Regions from separate parts of the Homo sapiens genome. Here region 2 is linked to region 1. A link is an interaction called in ENCODE POLR2A ChIA-PET data of the cell type or tissue named here. Cell type or tissue: A673. All regions are shown on one strand.

Region 1 (8,000 bases):
AATCATGCCCACCCACGCTCACGTGCACACACACACACACACACACACACACATTCCATGCTCTTGCTGTGGGTAAGTTCTTGACAAACCACTTCCCTGGTCTCGGATTCCTCACCTGTAAAATGGGTAGAGCAGTGGGGGAGGCTGGGAGTGACCATGTGTGCTCTAAGACTCCTGACCCCTCACAGGCAGTGCTTGCCTGAGCTGTCCCTGCTCCCCTCACCTTCCAATCCTTTAGAGGCAATCGTTTGAGCCTTTGTCCCTGTTATGAAGAGGCCCTGCCCTTCCCCCAAGACTTCTGTTTGCTCTTCTGCATATCTCTTCATCTTCTCGGGAAGATAAAAGTCAAAGTCACCATGCAGGTGACACGTGTGTGTGCCTGTGTGGATACACACGTGTGCACATGTCTAATTTATGTACATGTGTGTGGTAGGAGGAGGAAGGAGGATGGGAAGGAGCTGGTGGCCGGGGTGGTTGATGGCTGAGATGGAATAGCTTTTCTCATACACATCTGGGACGCCCTGTGGAGTGTCTGTCTTGGGTGTTGGGGTAGCCTGGGCTTAGGTCCAGCTCCTGACAGCAGGGCCCCTTCAGCTCCCAGCACCCAGCTTCTCGGGCTCCTGTGGTAGGCCTGGGAATTGTCTGATTCCCAAGTCCCCAAGCCAGGCCCCACCTTTAGTGCCCAGACGCCCCAGCGGGACAAATCTTCCACTGAGAAAGGACAGAGAGAACAAAGGGCCCAGCCTGGCCTCCCAGGCTCCCATCCCAAGGCTCCACCTCGCAGGGCCCAAGGTCACCAAGCCTTTCATTACATTGGGGAGATGCATGCTGGCTCTGTGAGCACCCTAGGAGTTGGCGACCTCCACTCTTCGCTCACCCAGGGCTGCAGGCACGGCCACCATGCTGCATTCGGCTGACCTCAGGCCAGCTGGCTGCCCCATGTGGCCCCCAGGAAGTCCTGAGATCTGGGCTGTGCCCAGCACGGTGTGGGATGTCACACATGCATCATCTCACTTACTCCTCAAGGTAACTGTTTGAGGAGGGAGTTGTTCGCTTCATTTACAGCTGGGCCGCAGAGGCCCACAGGGGTTAAGCAGCCCAGCCACCACAGTCACATGGCTGATGGAAATCGGCAGCCTTGCTCTCCAGTGCTCACCCCCCACCGCCCCCCAGCGCTGGTGGGAGGGTCCCGACGCCTGATGCCAGTCGGAGCTGGGAGGGTAACTTGGCAGCTGGCTCACACCCTGCATTTTCAAGCATCATTAGATCTTTTTCTGACAACTTCATCAGTTAGCAGGGCTCAGAATTGGCAAAAATCCTTATTTAGACATTCAGCCAAAGAATTAAGAAGTGGTTTGTTTCAGAAAAAGCTCAGTGATGTAGGAGGCAGTCTCTGTTCTGGGTCGAGCAGGCAGCAGTGGAGGGACGGGCTCTGGCCCCCTGCCTCGGCCTTGCCGCTGCCACCTGGCGGTCTTGGGCTTGGCACCACCCTTCTCAGGGCCTCAGTGTCTTCATCTTCCAAATGGGTGTGATAGCACCTCCCACAGGTGAGGAAGGTAGCGAGGAAAGCCTGGGAAGTTGGGGAAGAAGAGCTCAGGGCTCTAGTTTTAGCTTTCCCATCTGCTGGCTGTGTAGCCTGGGGCCAGTTCCTTCCTCTTCCTGGGCCTCAACTTTCTACCTGGACCAAAGGGCGGGGCATGGATGACCTGAGGCTCTAATCTCACGCCAGGGGTGAAGGGAGCCTGTAGGGATGGCAGCCGCTCTCCCAGGGCATCCTGGGAGGTAGGGGAGATTCTGTACCCTGCAGCCTATGTGGTACCTCTTGCAGGGGACAACGGATGGGTAACACTTCCCACTGCTCACCTGGCTGCAGTTTGTTCGACTCCTGTTTCATGCTGTCTGGGGGCAGGGGATGGAGAGGCATTCTGCTTTCATTTGTCCAGGATTTGACTGTTCCCCTGACTCCTTACCTGCCACATCTTACTGGGAAGTAGCATTCAGACTGTTACTGTCTCCAGTTCATGGAGGAGAAAATTAGGCACTGGGTACCTGAGTGACCTCCCTCAGTCACCCAGCTAGTCTGGTATGCGGCCAGGGCTGGAACTCAAACCAGCACTGGCAACTGCAGGGCCAACTCTCCTTGCTTCTCATCACGTTTCTCACTTCCTGGGAAGATTTTCTCATCCAGTCAAACCCACTCAGGCCTCTAATTGGTTCTGTCAATGATTCGTGACTTCTCTCAAAGCTCCCAAGAGCAGGGCGCATTATCCTTGACGTGCAGCATTGGAGAGGCAGTTTAGCAAATGGAAGGAGTTCAGGCTTCCGGGCAAGTTGCTCCACTTCCCGGAGCCTCAGCTTCCTTACCTTGAACTTGGGCATGGCGAGCCCCCTTTGCAGGGTCATGTAAGGATTCTGTGGCTCAGCCCTTCTCTGAGGACACTCTGCACACACAGCATCTCATGTGCTTCTCCCTGTGAGGGGTGCATGTGAGTCAAGACGGGAATAATCAGCCCCACTTGGCAGATGAGTAAATGGAGGCTCGGGAGATGGAGGGGTTGCCTGAGGTGGCAGGACCAGCCAGTGACCAGCCGGAACTGGGCGCCCTGTGGTGCACCGACTCTGCCAGACTCTGCCTCCTGGGAAAACTGTTCATGTGTCTGAGGTGAGAAGTGAGTCCAGGCTCCTTTCCAGAGGAGGAGCCTCCTCCCTCTAGTGCAAATGACACGCTAATGGGATCATTTAAAAAGTATTGCTCGTGCCTGAATTCCCCAGTGACACCAAGGGACAGGCAGATGAGGGCCTGGGGAAGGGGCCGGTGGGCCTGGGGACATGCTCATCCAGTCCCTCGGCCACAGTCCGGCACTCCCAGAGTACAAGATAAACAAACTCCATTTCAGCTTTTCAAGAGTCCTGGTCCCAAGGGCCCCTCTCTGCCTGCTGGCTTGAGGCTTTATTCCACTCATGTCTTTTCTGATAACTTCATTTGTGCCCCAGAGACCTCAGACTTGTTTAAAAATAGAAAAATAAACAATATCGTTCCTGAAGTACCCCCTCCCCTCTTCGGGCCTCCTAATGAGGTGCTGGCCAAGCTGGCCGGGGCTCTGTTCCCAGGGTTTTTGACCCTCTGCAGGCCCTGGGCCTGCTGCTGCCTCCACAGGGAGGAGACGCCCTGCAGCTTTGGAGGGCTTCCCAGCAGCCCGAATGGCTAGTGTCAGAGGAGGCATTCAGCCACCTGCCTGCCGGTGTCAGCGGCCTCTGCTCTTCACAGCTGGGACAGCTGAGATGCGGGGACACATTCACCCAGGTGCAGAGAGGCAGGACAGGCCCCGCACAGGCCCGACTACAGAGAGACCTGTTGAGGACATTCCTTCTCCTCTTAGCTCTGGCCCCAGCCCCTCACAAGAGCCCAGGCCCCTTCTGTGTGCCAGGCACCGGATACAACTCCAGGATGCAAACCCTAAAGTCTCCTGGGCTCTTCAGGCTTGTCACCAAAAGCCCTGGAGTTGAACTGCAGTTTGTGTATAACCTCAGCTTTCCCCATCTGAAAAATGAATCCAATGATAGCAGCCCTGCCTACTTCAGAGGGTTTTTACGAAGACTGGATGACAGAATGGAGGTGAAATGCTAAAATACTCCAGGAAAGGGAGGGGGATTGCAGGCAGCATTCCCAGAAGCTGCCTGTGGAGGGAGGGCATGGCTGTGCCCTCTGAGTGGCAGGACCACCTGGGGAGTCTTTATGTGTAAGCTCCAGCCTCACACCAGGGGCTTAGAGGGAAGGTGGCTAAGAAACTGGGGTGCTCCACCTGCAGAAAGACTTGGGAAGACATACGTTCTTTACATCCTTGCTGGTGGGTGGAGGAGGAATTAGATTTGGCCCCAAGGGTACTGCTAAGGTGGATGGGAAAAGTGACCTTGGGGCCCCTTCTGTTGGTCCTAGGGAGGAAATTTCCTAACAGAGAGAGGAGGCTCAGTCGAGAGAAAGCAAGCTCCAGGTGCTGGAGGCCTCCAGGCATAAGCTGGGGGATCAGGCTCCGGTGGGAAAAACCCACTCTCCTAGAAAGCTGAAGCTGAGATGAGGAGGAGAGATGATGAATGCCCTTGCATCTGCTGAAAGTCCCCTAGGCCTTGGGGAAAGGATCCTCCTTCTCTCTCTTTCTGCCCAAGGCCAAATGCCAGAGGGAAGTGCTCCCAGCAGACCCACCCAGCATCTAGGGGAATGGAGGCAAAGGCCAGTGACCAAGACGTCACTTCTCAGGTGGCAGAAAACCCAGAGATGGGAGATAAGTTATCTCTGGAGATGATTGGAGCACCTACTGCCCTGGCCCCTGTTGATGCAGAACCTCCCCCTTGTCCCATACTCTGTAAACTGCCCCAGGGCTTAAGCCACCCCACCTTCAGGAAAGTCGTCACGGGGAGCAGCTGGCAGGGCTCTTGTGGATTGAGGACAGCTTCCTTCTGTGCATATGCAGTGCCTCGCTTGGCCAGCTGCTCCTGCTCTCTGTCTCTGGGCAAATGGCCTCCTGGAAGAGGAAGAATCACCGAGAAAAGGGAAGGCTCCCAGCAGGGCCAGGCAGTTGGCAGTGGTCCCACTTCTTGAGTCCCTTCCTCCTTAGAGAGGCCTCCGAGCCACCAGGGACCCTGGGAGGGGAGGGAGGCCAGGGAACCACTGTGCTTTTTCAGGCTTTCACGCCCAGAAAGTAGAAGCAGCACTGGGGCCAACAAGGCTCTTAGAACCCTGTAGAATAATCCACAAAAATGTCCACTGCATCCTAGTTACCCATCTTTGGCTCCATATTTTGGAAAGAATATGGAAAGGTACAGACATAGATGCTCTAAGACTCAAAGATGGTGCGATGAGCTGGGGCCATCTTCCACTGAACTTCCGTTCTTATTGAGCTCTGAGCTGAATAGGATTCCTGTCTCCTGCCAGGCCTTACAGGAGAAGAGTGCACATCAGCCCCTCACTGGGTCTGGGAGCCAGGAGTTCAGCTCTGCCTGGGTTCAGCCCTTGCCCTGCAGAGAGTGAAGCAGAAGAGAGAAGCAAAAGCTCCTGCCTCCAACCCCCTGGGAAGGAAAGTTGTTTTGCTTGCTTAGCAAATTGTCTCTGGAGTGCACTTTCTTTTTTAATTTGCTTTTTATTTATTGTTAACGTAGTATGACACCAATAAAATAAAATTTTAAGAAATCAATTCCTTAGCATCCAACGACCCTAACATAAATTTTCATTTTCTATTTTCTTTTGCCGTCTTTTCCCCTAGGCAAGCTTTATTTTATAATATCGTAGACATACATAGATACAATTTTATTCTGTGCTCTTTTCCATTAGGCATAAATGCTTTTTCTTGTTGCTACATAGTCTGTGTAATTATCATTTTGATGGCGCATAATTGCATTGAGTTCTGATTTACTAAACCATCTCCTCATGGCTGGACATTAACATTCTTTCCAGGGGTTTATTTATTTATTTGTTACTATAAATAATTTTGTAATAAACACCCTCATCTATTATTTTTCTCATTTTTTGAATTTTTTTTAGTTTAGACATCCAGGTTCTCCTTGGAGGTTTTAGATGGATAGAACTGTCCACTCCAAGAATTTGAACTACGCAATCATTAAAATGATAATTATACTGAGTATGTAGCAACATGGAAAAACCTTTATGCCTCATAGGGGAAACTGCACAAAATAAGAAACCTGGGCTTTGGAATATCCTTAACCCAAATCAGTGATAAAAGATGGAGCCCTGTGACACATCACTAGAGACCTCCCTCTAAGTTGACATGACTCCATAAAGGTCTCTTCGCATGTGGTTTTTCAATAGGCAGCTCTACCCTGTGTTATCATACAATCCATTCTCTCCATCCTCCCACGGACAGTATTATGTGAGAACTTCCCAGATGGACTGTGCTGACAGGCGCCACAGCAGTGCTGGCCCTGCAGCCCGAAGGCTAGGTTGCATCTCCTGCTGAGTGTGCAGTGGATCCTAGCCCCAAGTCTCCTCCACCTGCACTGCTGCCCAGAGGGTGCCATCCTGGAGGGAGAGATGCAGAAGTTCTCATCACTCCTGTGACAGGTCATCAGTTCATCTGGCCACCCCAGCAAATGCAGGGATTCACGGGGCATTTTCCACTTCTCCCCTTGCTCTTGCAGGAGCAAGCTTGTTCCTGGACTCTCAGCCTGGGCTTGTTTGCTAGCCCGGGAGTATGACACCCATGTGTATTTTTTCCATTGCAATGCAGCGTTTTCCTGGAAAACATTCCAGGGAAGGAGCTCAGGTTTGAGGGTCACACAGACCTGGGATCAAATTCCTGCCTTTCCTCTTATTTGGTTAAGTAATTTAACCTCCTCACCCCTCAGTTTTCTTAATCTATACAATGGACTTACTGCTATTGACTGCTTGGTTTCTTGTAAGGGATTAATGGACAAATAGATGTGAATTTGGCTGACACAGCACCTGATATACAGTAAATATTTAACAAGCACCAGTTTCCTGCCTTCCTTTCTGCCCTTCTTGGACCCGAGGGAAGGTATAGATAAGGTGTGGTGCCCAGAGGTCTGGGTACTTAATAAATGCCAAGGTAAATCATGGCTGGCTGGCAGAGCCCTTAGCAGGCAAGGGCAGCCTGATACTATTGGGGCAAAGTCCCCAGGATACAGGAGAGAGAAGAACAGAAAGCTGGGGGTTTCAAAAATCCAATAGTCCAAAATGTCAAGGACTGAAACATTAAAAGGCCTTTGAGTTGCTTAGGTTTAGACTCCGTTGTTTAAAGAGTCACTGAGCGTGGGGCAGTGGGTGGGCAGGGGGAGAGGCGGCTATTGGTGAGAGGAGGCTGCAGTGCGAGTCCATTTCTGTTTATATCAGTGGATTCAAAGTGAGGGACAAAATAGATCAATTGTTGCTTAGATGTGTTTGATAAAAGAGGAACTGTTATCTTGATGCAAAGATCTACAGCCTGCAGAGTTCACAGGGAACATGGTTCCCAGCGTGCCCTGTGCTGGGTGTCCCCAAACAGCTGCAAAGCAGCCCTGACACCATCTGAGAACCTCTGGCGGCTTACAAACAGGAAGGCTGCTTGTAAACAGTAGGCCGGAACCAGGAGGGTCGTGGAGGCACAGCGGGGCCCTGCCACTCCAAGCGGAACCCAGCCTGCTCCCACGAGAAGCAGAGGAGCGAATGTTCTAGGCAGTTTTCTAAGCTTCCGCTGCCTGGTCTGCCCTTGAGTGGGTGACTTCATCCTGTTAGTTACAGTCTCTTGCTTTGAACTAACTGCCTGTAAAGTACAGGTACAGATTGTGTTTTAAAGGGTTTTCATATTGGTTGTTCGGAACTTTGTTTGTGTTTTCCGTGGGAAAACGTATAAACTGTGTTTAAGTTCCCAGCCTGAGCCACAAGCATTGAAGCTACTCATAGTACAACAGCATTAAAATTGAGAAAATAACCTTGCGCCCAGACCTGGAGCCCTGTTGCGCCTGGGACCTTCCCGCCCTGAAAAATGGAGTTGAAATGGCTGTGAAATCCCTTCCCTCCTCCTCTCTGGCCCAAGAGCGTATGCGGTCCTCCCCTATCTTTCTGTTCTTTTGTCTGGGGTGGGAGTGAGGTTCACAAGAAGAGGGGCTCCTACATCTTCCTTCTGTTCCCTCTGCCTCCGTCTCCTGCATGTCTGCTTCGCTTCACATTCACCCAGACAAAACTCTCGGCCTCTTCACTGACATCTGCAAAAATTCCACTCATGTCAAGCACTGTGTGAATTTCGGTCAGCACCACTGAAGGCTGGGGAGAGGGAGGTGGGGAGAGGAGGGAGGTGGTCTCTGTAAGGGCCCTGGCTTGTAGCATTTGCATCCGCTGCTGCCTCTCCCCTTCCTCTTCCCCCTGCCCTCCTCAGCCTCTATCCTGGAGTGCCTGTAAGGGCCCCATTCTCTCTGTACTGGGCACCAGCTCCTGCCTCCACCCAGGCCTGTTCAGACCAGAGGGGCGTCCCCACTCACAGGACTCACCTTCC
Region 2 (8,000 bases), 350 kb after region 1:
CACTACACCCAGCTAATTTTTGTATTTAGTAGAGACAGGGTTTTGCCATGAACTCCTGGCCTCAAGTGATCCACCCACCTTAGCCTTCCAAAGTGCTGGGATTACAGGCATGAGCCACGTGCCTGGCCAACATATAGCATTACTTCTGTAAGAAAATATATTTGTAGGTCCCAAACCATCTGTTTAAAAATGAACCTTTGTTGTGTGTGTATACACACATACACACACACATGTGTATCTTTCATAAGTCATTGCACACTATACACAATACTGTGCACCTTGCTTTTTTTTTTTTTTTTTTTTGAGATGGAGTCTTGCTCTGTCACCCAGGCTGGAGTATAGGTAGTAGCATGATCACGGCTCACTGCAGCCTTGACCTCCCAGGCTCAAGTGATCCTCCCACCTCAGCCTCCTGAGTAGCTGGGACTACAGGTATGTACCACCATGCCCAGCTAATATTTTTTATTTTCTGCAGAGACAAGGTCTTGCTATGTTACCCAGGCTGGTCTTGAACTCCTGGGCTCAAGTAATCCTCTTGCCTTGGCCTCCCAAAGTGCTGGGATTACAGGTGTGAGCCACTGCACCCAGCCTGAACCTTGCTTTTTATACTTAACATATCTTCAAGATCTTAGGTCTTCCATATTAGTATATAAAGATAGGTCTCATTCTTTTTAACAGATGCCTAACATTCCGCAGCATTTTTTTAAAGCTGGCAACTACCTATTCAAAATATAAACATTAAAACAATCTAAACAGAATAGAATGAACAGTTTAAACCTTGTTATCAAAGTCCATTATCAGCTTTTGGATAGACTAACCTTCACTCGGGGACAGAAAAGAAGCACAAAAGGCCAAGGAGAAGAGCAATTTGGATCTAGGGAATTCTGGAGCTGGTCTAGGACCATTCTGGTCCCACACACTTGGGGTTGTGCTATGCTGGGGGTTTGGACCAGCCCTATCAACTCCAATTTTAATAATTTCCAGGAGGCCAAACCAGTGGATTATATAGGCCCTTCAGAATGCCCATGGCCCACATCTTCAGCACTCAAACTTCTGAGGAGAAACAGGGACAATGTACTTGTCTCCAGAAAAGGAAAGGACAGCTCTGTTGGAAGCAAGCTATCTGGACCTCTAGGTTTTCAAAATAGAGCTGTTTCAAGTAAAACTACGCTAGACTTATTCATGAGAAGGATAAAAAACAAATGTTGCCATATTATTTCACCACTGTCTTGACTTATTCTATATTAATTTCATGGGACTGCTATCCAAATATTAGTCCACTAACAATATTATTACCTACTGGGTTACATTTACAAAGACTACTTTTGAAAGTGTCTTAAAAGAAGGAAAAAAATAATATGATCATGTCATACTTACGAAGTGCCAGACAGCAAAAATGGAGTGCGAACACCATCCACCACCACAACATTCCTTATATTGGGTTTGGCTAACGTCTTCTTCGTTTTGGTCTGGACAGCTTTAAGATAAAGTTTAAAAACAAAAACTACTAATTAAAATATATAAAGTCTGATGACTTTTACTTTTTTTTTTTTTTTTTAAGATGGAGTCTCGCTCTGTCACCCAGGCTGGAGTGCAATGGCGTGATCTCGGCTCACTGCAACCTCTGCCTCCCGGATTCAAGCAATTCTCCTGCCTCAACCTCCTGAGTAGCTGGGATTACAGGCACCTGCCATCATGCCCAGCTAATTTTTGTATTTTTGTAGAGATGGGGTTTCACCATGTTGGCCAGACTGGTCTCAAACTCCTGACCTCAGGTGATCTGCCCGCCTCAGCCTCCCAAACTGCTGGGATTACAGATGTGAGCTACCGTGCCTGGCCTACTTTTACATTTTTTAAGATAGTCATTCTAAGAATTATTACATCATTAATGCCAACTTGCATTTGCCATTTACTAAACCACTTTAATTTTTTTTTAAAAAAAGGCTAAGAAATTGACTAGCATTTGTAAGTTTCTAAATAATATTTAAGATAAACAAAGCTTATATCCAATGATGAGGGAATTTATGCCATTAACAAAATAGTTCATTTTTACTAAGTGTTTGACAACCTATTTCATTAGAAGTAACCAAATTTACACGCAAATCTACCCTTAATATTAGAAGTTGCAATGATTGATATTGTTCACTCTTCACATAGCTTGATGTTCTTACCTTTTCTACGTGGAAATAAGGGGCACTTGGTTGGTGACTTGCTATTCTGCAAAAATCTACATGCCTAAATACTTTTTAATCTCAAAAAAGCAAACTTCCTTTAGGTTTCTTAAATTAAAGAATAAAATATAAATGTGTGCCTATGGTTTTTTTTAAAAAGTAAATAATACTGAACTATGGAGAGTAAAAACTAAAGTTCCCTCTTTATGCCTTCGCCTACCACACTATTTTCTTCTAAGAGGTAAAGTCTGTTTATTTGGTGTATATACTTTCAAATCGTTTCTTTTAGTGCACTTACATGCATATACTTGTATATTATGTATATTTTATTGGCTTAACAATATAGCTCGAAGAACATTCCATGTTAGTATATCAAAATCTAGTTCATTATTTTCTTGTTTTTGTTAATGTTGGAATTTACCTACTCTATCATTATTCCTTATCAAAGATAGAAAAAAATCCTAAATTATTGGGAATACAATGTCAACAACGACCTTACCACACCTGTTAATGTCACAGAGAAGTATTTATAGTAAACATCTACAACCAACTTTAAAGAAATATTAGTGAGAGTTAATAGTCATGATAAAATAGGGCATAAAGATGACGCTGGCAGCATTCATGGAGAAGTGCTGCTGGTGAAGGAGATAAAGGCAACAAGGAGGTAAGCAAAGAGACTGTGGCAAACCCAAGCATGTGGCACAAAAGGCCAGGATAAAGGCAGTATCAACATGAGTAAAGAGGAAGTTTATAAAAGAAAACAAGGTATGTTGGCAACCAATCAGATATAGAAAGAAAGGAAAGAGGAAAACAGGATTATAAAGGAATCTTAGAGACTAAGAATACCTAGCTACCCGAAACAAAGTGAGAACTGGTTTTGGAAAAAAAAGGGGACTTAATTTTTTTTTTTTGAGATGATGCCTTGCTCTGTCGCCAAGGCTGGAGTGCTGTGGCACGATCTCGGCTAACTGCAACCTCCACTTCCCAGGTTCAAGCAATTCTCCTGCCTCAGCCTCCCAAGCAGTTGGGATTACAGGCACACGACACCACACCTGGCTAGTTTTTATATTTTTAGTAAAGATGGGGTTTTACCTTGTTTGCCAGGCTGGTCTTGAACTCCTGACCTCAAGTGATCCGCCAGCCTTGGCTTCCCAAAGTGTTGGGATTACCGGCATAAGGCACTGCGCCTGGCCTCATTTTTAAACTCGCTAACTTTGAGGTGACAGAGAGACAACCAGGTGGATATGTTAATTCCACAGTTAGCTAGAAGATGCAAAGCAAAACCTCTGAAGAGAAATGAGTGTAGATTAGAAAGTCATGAAATATTGAAGCTTAGAATACAGAAGGAAAGCAGAGATGTATTCTGCAATGCCTGTTCTCCCACAGCCCCCTCTATTTCTTTTATTTTTAAATTTCCTATTTCCTCTTTAACAATAAAAGATACTTTTTTTGTTTGTCTGGATGGGGGGGGGGTATTTGTTGTGTTGTTGTTGTTTTGGACATCCCACAGGCCCCTCTAAAGGGAGTTGCCCTGCTTACAGTCCCTGCCAAAGGGGAAGCCATAGACACATCCCTAAGTCAATATAAAAGCTGATTAGATTCAGAGTAGGTACTGGACTCACCAATGATCCATCCATATAGGAGCCAACCAGAAACCAGTGTCATCTACCTACAAGTGATCAACTGTGTTGGTCAGATTCTCTCTCTAGGCAAAGAAGCATGGAAAGAAATGCCAATTAGTTGAAGCTAAAAAGATGCCATGAGGAAGAACAGGTTGATGGTAAACTGATGTCATTCGTAAGCCAGAGTTTGTAAACCATAAGTGAGCAAATAAGCCAGCCAGAATGAAGAATGATAGAAGCAGAAAGACCAGGAAAGGGACATACCATGTGGTGTGTGAGACAAAGTAGCTGGCCCCTAGAGCTGCTTGCTTGGTTCCTAACACCTTTCCAGCTGTAGTACACACAAACCTTCTCATCCTTAACTTGAGGGTCCATTACTACACCAAAAAACCCTTAGCTTTGTGATGTCCCTACAATGAGAAGGCTGAGGGAATATGTGAGACAAACAGTAACTTGAGAGGTAGTAGGAGAATCAAGAGAGAACAGTACACAAGATCAAAGGCAGGAGAGTGTCAAGGAGAACAAGATGGTTAAATGCATCGGTCCTCAAGGAAAATCCTTATTTGAGCAGACAGAAAACAGGTCACTAAATTTGAAGATTTGCACACTATTCATGACTGACCTTGCAGGTGACAGGTCGAATGGTACACCATCATGTCATTCCACATTTTAAAAACTAACCAAGCCAGGCGTGCTGGCTCACGCTGTAATCTCACCGCTTTGGGAGGCTGAGGCAGGCAGATCATTTGAGGTCAGGAGTTCAAGACCAGCCTGGCCAACATGGTGAAACCCCGTCTCTACTAAAAATACAAAAATTAGCTGGGCACGGTGGTACGCTCCTATAATCCCAGCTACTGGGGAGGCTGAGGCAGGAGAATGGCTTGAACACAGGAGGTGGAGGTTGCCGTAAGCTGAGATCATGCCACTGCACTCCAGCCTGGGTGACAGAGCAAGACTCTGCCTCAAAAAAAAAAAAAAAAAACCAGAAAAAACTGACCATATATTCCTTTTATATACTTTCAGATAAAATTCAAATTCTTAACTCTTCTAACAAATAGCTTGTTTTACTCGGTTCCACCTTAAGTATTTTCCACTACTTCTCAAAATAGAACAAGATGAGCCAGCCCCCAGTCCTTTACAGCTTTGCTCAGGTCAGCCTCCTTGCCTTTACTTATGGACCTCCCATCTGCCTGGCCCCTTTTTTGCCCATCGAATTCTTACCTGTCTCTTGGGCCTCGTTCACATTCTACCTCCTAGTAAAGCCTTCCCTGATAACTACAGTTACTGATGATTCCTGCCTCTAAACCTCTGGGCAACCTCTAGGGCACACTGGCCATTCCAAATAATTTAGCATATTATAAAGTAATTAAACTAACTCTACAAGGCACATTTAAAAAATATTCATTATTATATGTAGGAGATCAGTCGGAGTGGTGGGAGAAACTATAGGGAAAGATGCAGGCCTTCTAAAAGGTCAGAAGGTTCTGCAGAGCCCTGGGGGAGAATAGCTGAAGGCAGCTGTTCTATAACCCTGAGGCAGAGGGCAAGGAGTAGGTACAAGGGAGTGTAGGGGAACGTATCTTAAACTAGCTTATTTATGTTGACCAGGAGCTGATCTTTGATCATCCATGCAAGACGTTCCTGGAAGGGGAGAAATAAACGTTAATTACCCACAGATTGTGTTTGCTCCAGGCTTTCATCACTGTGCCTACACTGAATAAAAGCAAGGAGCTCCAGCTTCTCAGGGCTGCTGCACTTTGGCCACTAGAGCCAGGCAGACCCCTAGCTGCTCTTACACTGCATACCTGTGTCTGAGTACTCATTTCATCTGTCAGTCAGCCAGGGTCTGTGGGACAGACCCGGCAGGTGGTGCCCCGTGTGAGACATGCTGCAATGGATCACGACAGAACCCTTGAAAATGAAAGTGAAGTGACCGTGCAGTAAGTAATTGGTGCCCACTCAGGATTTCCAAGTTCGAGGGGATTTTCAAGCTAGGGTTTCATCATGGGACATGATGTTCAAGCTAGGGTTTCATCATGGTGAGAGGGTTTCATCATGGTGAGAGGCAGGACTAGCTGGATTTCCTAGGCCGACTAAGAATTCCTAAGCCTAGCTGGGGAAGGTGACTGCACCCACCTTTAAACACGGGGCTTGTAACTCAGCTCACACTCGACCAATCAGGTGGTAAAGAAGGCTCACTAAAATATCAATTAGGTTAAAAGCAGGAGGTAAAGAAATACTCAAATCATCTATCATCTGAGAGCACAGGGGGAGCGACAATGATTGGGATATAAACCCCAGGCATTTGAGCAAGGAGGGGCAACCCCCTTTGGATCCCCTACCCTTGTATAGCAGCTCTGTTTTCACTTTATTAAATCTTGCAACTGCACACTCTTCTGGTCCATGTTTGTTCTGGCTCGAGCTGAGCTTTTGCTCACCTTCCACCACTGCTGTTCGCCACTGTCACAGACCCGCTGTTCGCCACTGTCGCAGACCCGCTGTTGACTTCCACCCCTCGGATCTGGCAGGGTGTCCGCTGCGTTTCTGATCCAGCGAGGCACCCAGTGCCATTCCTGTTTGGGCTAGAGGCTCGCCATTGTTTCTGTGCGGCCAAGTGCCCAGGTTCGTCCTAATCGAGCTCAACGCTAGTCGCTGGGTTCCACGATTCTCTTCCATGACCCATGGCTTCTAATAGAGCTATAACACTCACTGCATGGCCCAAGGTTCCATTCCTTGGAATCCATGAGGCCAAGAGCCTCAGGTCAGAGAAAAAAAGGCTTGCCGCCATCTTGGGAGCCGCCTGCCCCATCTTGGGAGCTCTAAGAACAAAGGCCCACCCGTAACAATGGGACTTGAGTTATCAGCTCAACAGCAACAGTACATAAAAGTATTGAAACAGCTGCTTGAAGCTAGCACAGCCTCCGTTTCGGAGGCTCAGTTAAGGGACCTAATGCAAACTGTTGTTTTCCATAACCCACGGTTCCCAGAAGAAGGCACACTAGACCTAGAGTTCTGGGAACAAGTTGGAAGAAATCTTTTTTTTTTTGAGACAGAGTCTTGCTCTGTCCCCAGGCTAGAGTACAGTGGCACGATCTCGGCTCACTGCAAGCTCTGCCTCCAGGGTTCACACCATGCTTCTGCCTCAGCCTCCCAAGTAGCTGGGATTACAGGCGCCCGCCACCACGCCCGGCTAATTTTTTGTATTTTTAGTAGAGACAGGGTTTCACTGTGTTTGCCAGGATGGTCTCCATCTCTTGACCTCGTGATCCGCCTGCCTCAGCCTCCCAAAGTGCTGGGATTACAGGTGTGAGCCATCACGCCCAGCCACAAGTGGGAAGAAATCTTAAATGACATCATGCACAAGGGCAACAGGTCCCAGTAACATCTTTAACGTTGTGGGCCTTAGTTAGGGCTGCTTTGGCCCTGCTCTACACAGAAGAGCCTAAAAAGAGAAGCGAAGAGGAACCATCACCTACCTTACCACCTCCTCCTCCCTCAGCCCCGCCGTTACTGGGTAAAGGTGCCACAGAGGAGACAGAGGTTTTTCCTGAGCCCCCTCCCCCAATAAACTGGGAAGAAGACAATGGATATACTACAGTTATGGGACCCTGTCTTAGGCAAGCAGCATTAGAAGGGGAGCTCTTGGCCGGGTGTGGTGGCTCATGCCTGTAATCCCAGCACTTTGGGAGGCCGAGGTGGGCAGATCACGAGGTCAGGAGATCGAGACCATCCTGGCTAACACGGTGACACCCCATCTCTACTAAAAGTACAAAAAATTAGCCAGGTGTGTTGGCGGGCACCTGTAGTCCCAGCTACTCAAGAGGCTGAGGCAGGAGAATGGCATGAACCTGGGAGGCAGAGCTTGCAGTGAGCCGAGACTGTGCCACTGCACTCCAGCCTGGGCGACAGCACGAGACTCTGTCTCAAAAAAAAAGAAAAAAAAAAAAAAAGAAGGGGAGCTCTTAGCCTTCCCAGTGACGCAAGATCAACAAGGCAATCAGGTACATGAACCCATTACTTTCAACACTTATAAATAAATAAGAAAAAGCATTAGAGAAAACAGAGCCACTAGCACATTTACGAGAGGACTGATTGAGGCCACAGCAGAAAACTACCATATGACCCCTTTCTAATAATGGCCAATTATGTATTCAATAGTCACCTAAGGACTCTCATTCTGCTTCATGTGCACACTGGCTCCTAAGCA

The links. ChIA-PET counts read pairs that join two places held together with the same protein. Peaks named below come from ENCODE experiments on the same cell type or tissue, not always from the same donor. Only the 100,000 strongest peaks of a DNase experiment are listed, where the experiment ranks them.
Region 2: POLR2A ChIA-PET joins it to region 1 with 8 read pairs; 2 of 35 experiments call an interaction of 5 or more read pairs at or near these places.

Annotation. Positions count from the first base shown.
Region 1 is chr2:26,609,174-26,617,173 of GRCh38, reverse strand. The region is part of intron 3 of CIB4 (calcium and integrin binding family member 4); the gene reads left to right. Among named protein-coding and RNA genes, the nearest start is that of CIB4, 28 kb to the left of the region's middle. In A673, no CTCF peak of the experiment used is centred here; a DNase peak (open chromatin) is centred at 4,563.
Region 2 is chr2:26,256,857-26,264,856 of GRCh38, reverse strand. It overlaps HADHB (hydroxyacyl-CoA dehydrogenase trifunctional multienzyme complex subunit beta), which reads right to left. Exons shown (of 16, transcript NM_000183.3): 4 at 1,378-1,477. Among named protein-coding and RNA genes, the nearest start is that of HADHB, 16 kb to the right of the region's middle. In A673, no CTCF peak of the experiment used is centred here; no DNase peak of the experiment used is centred here.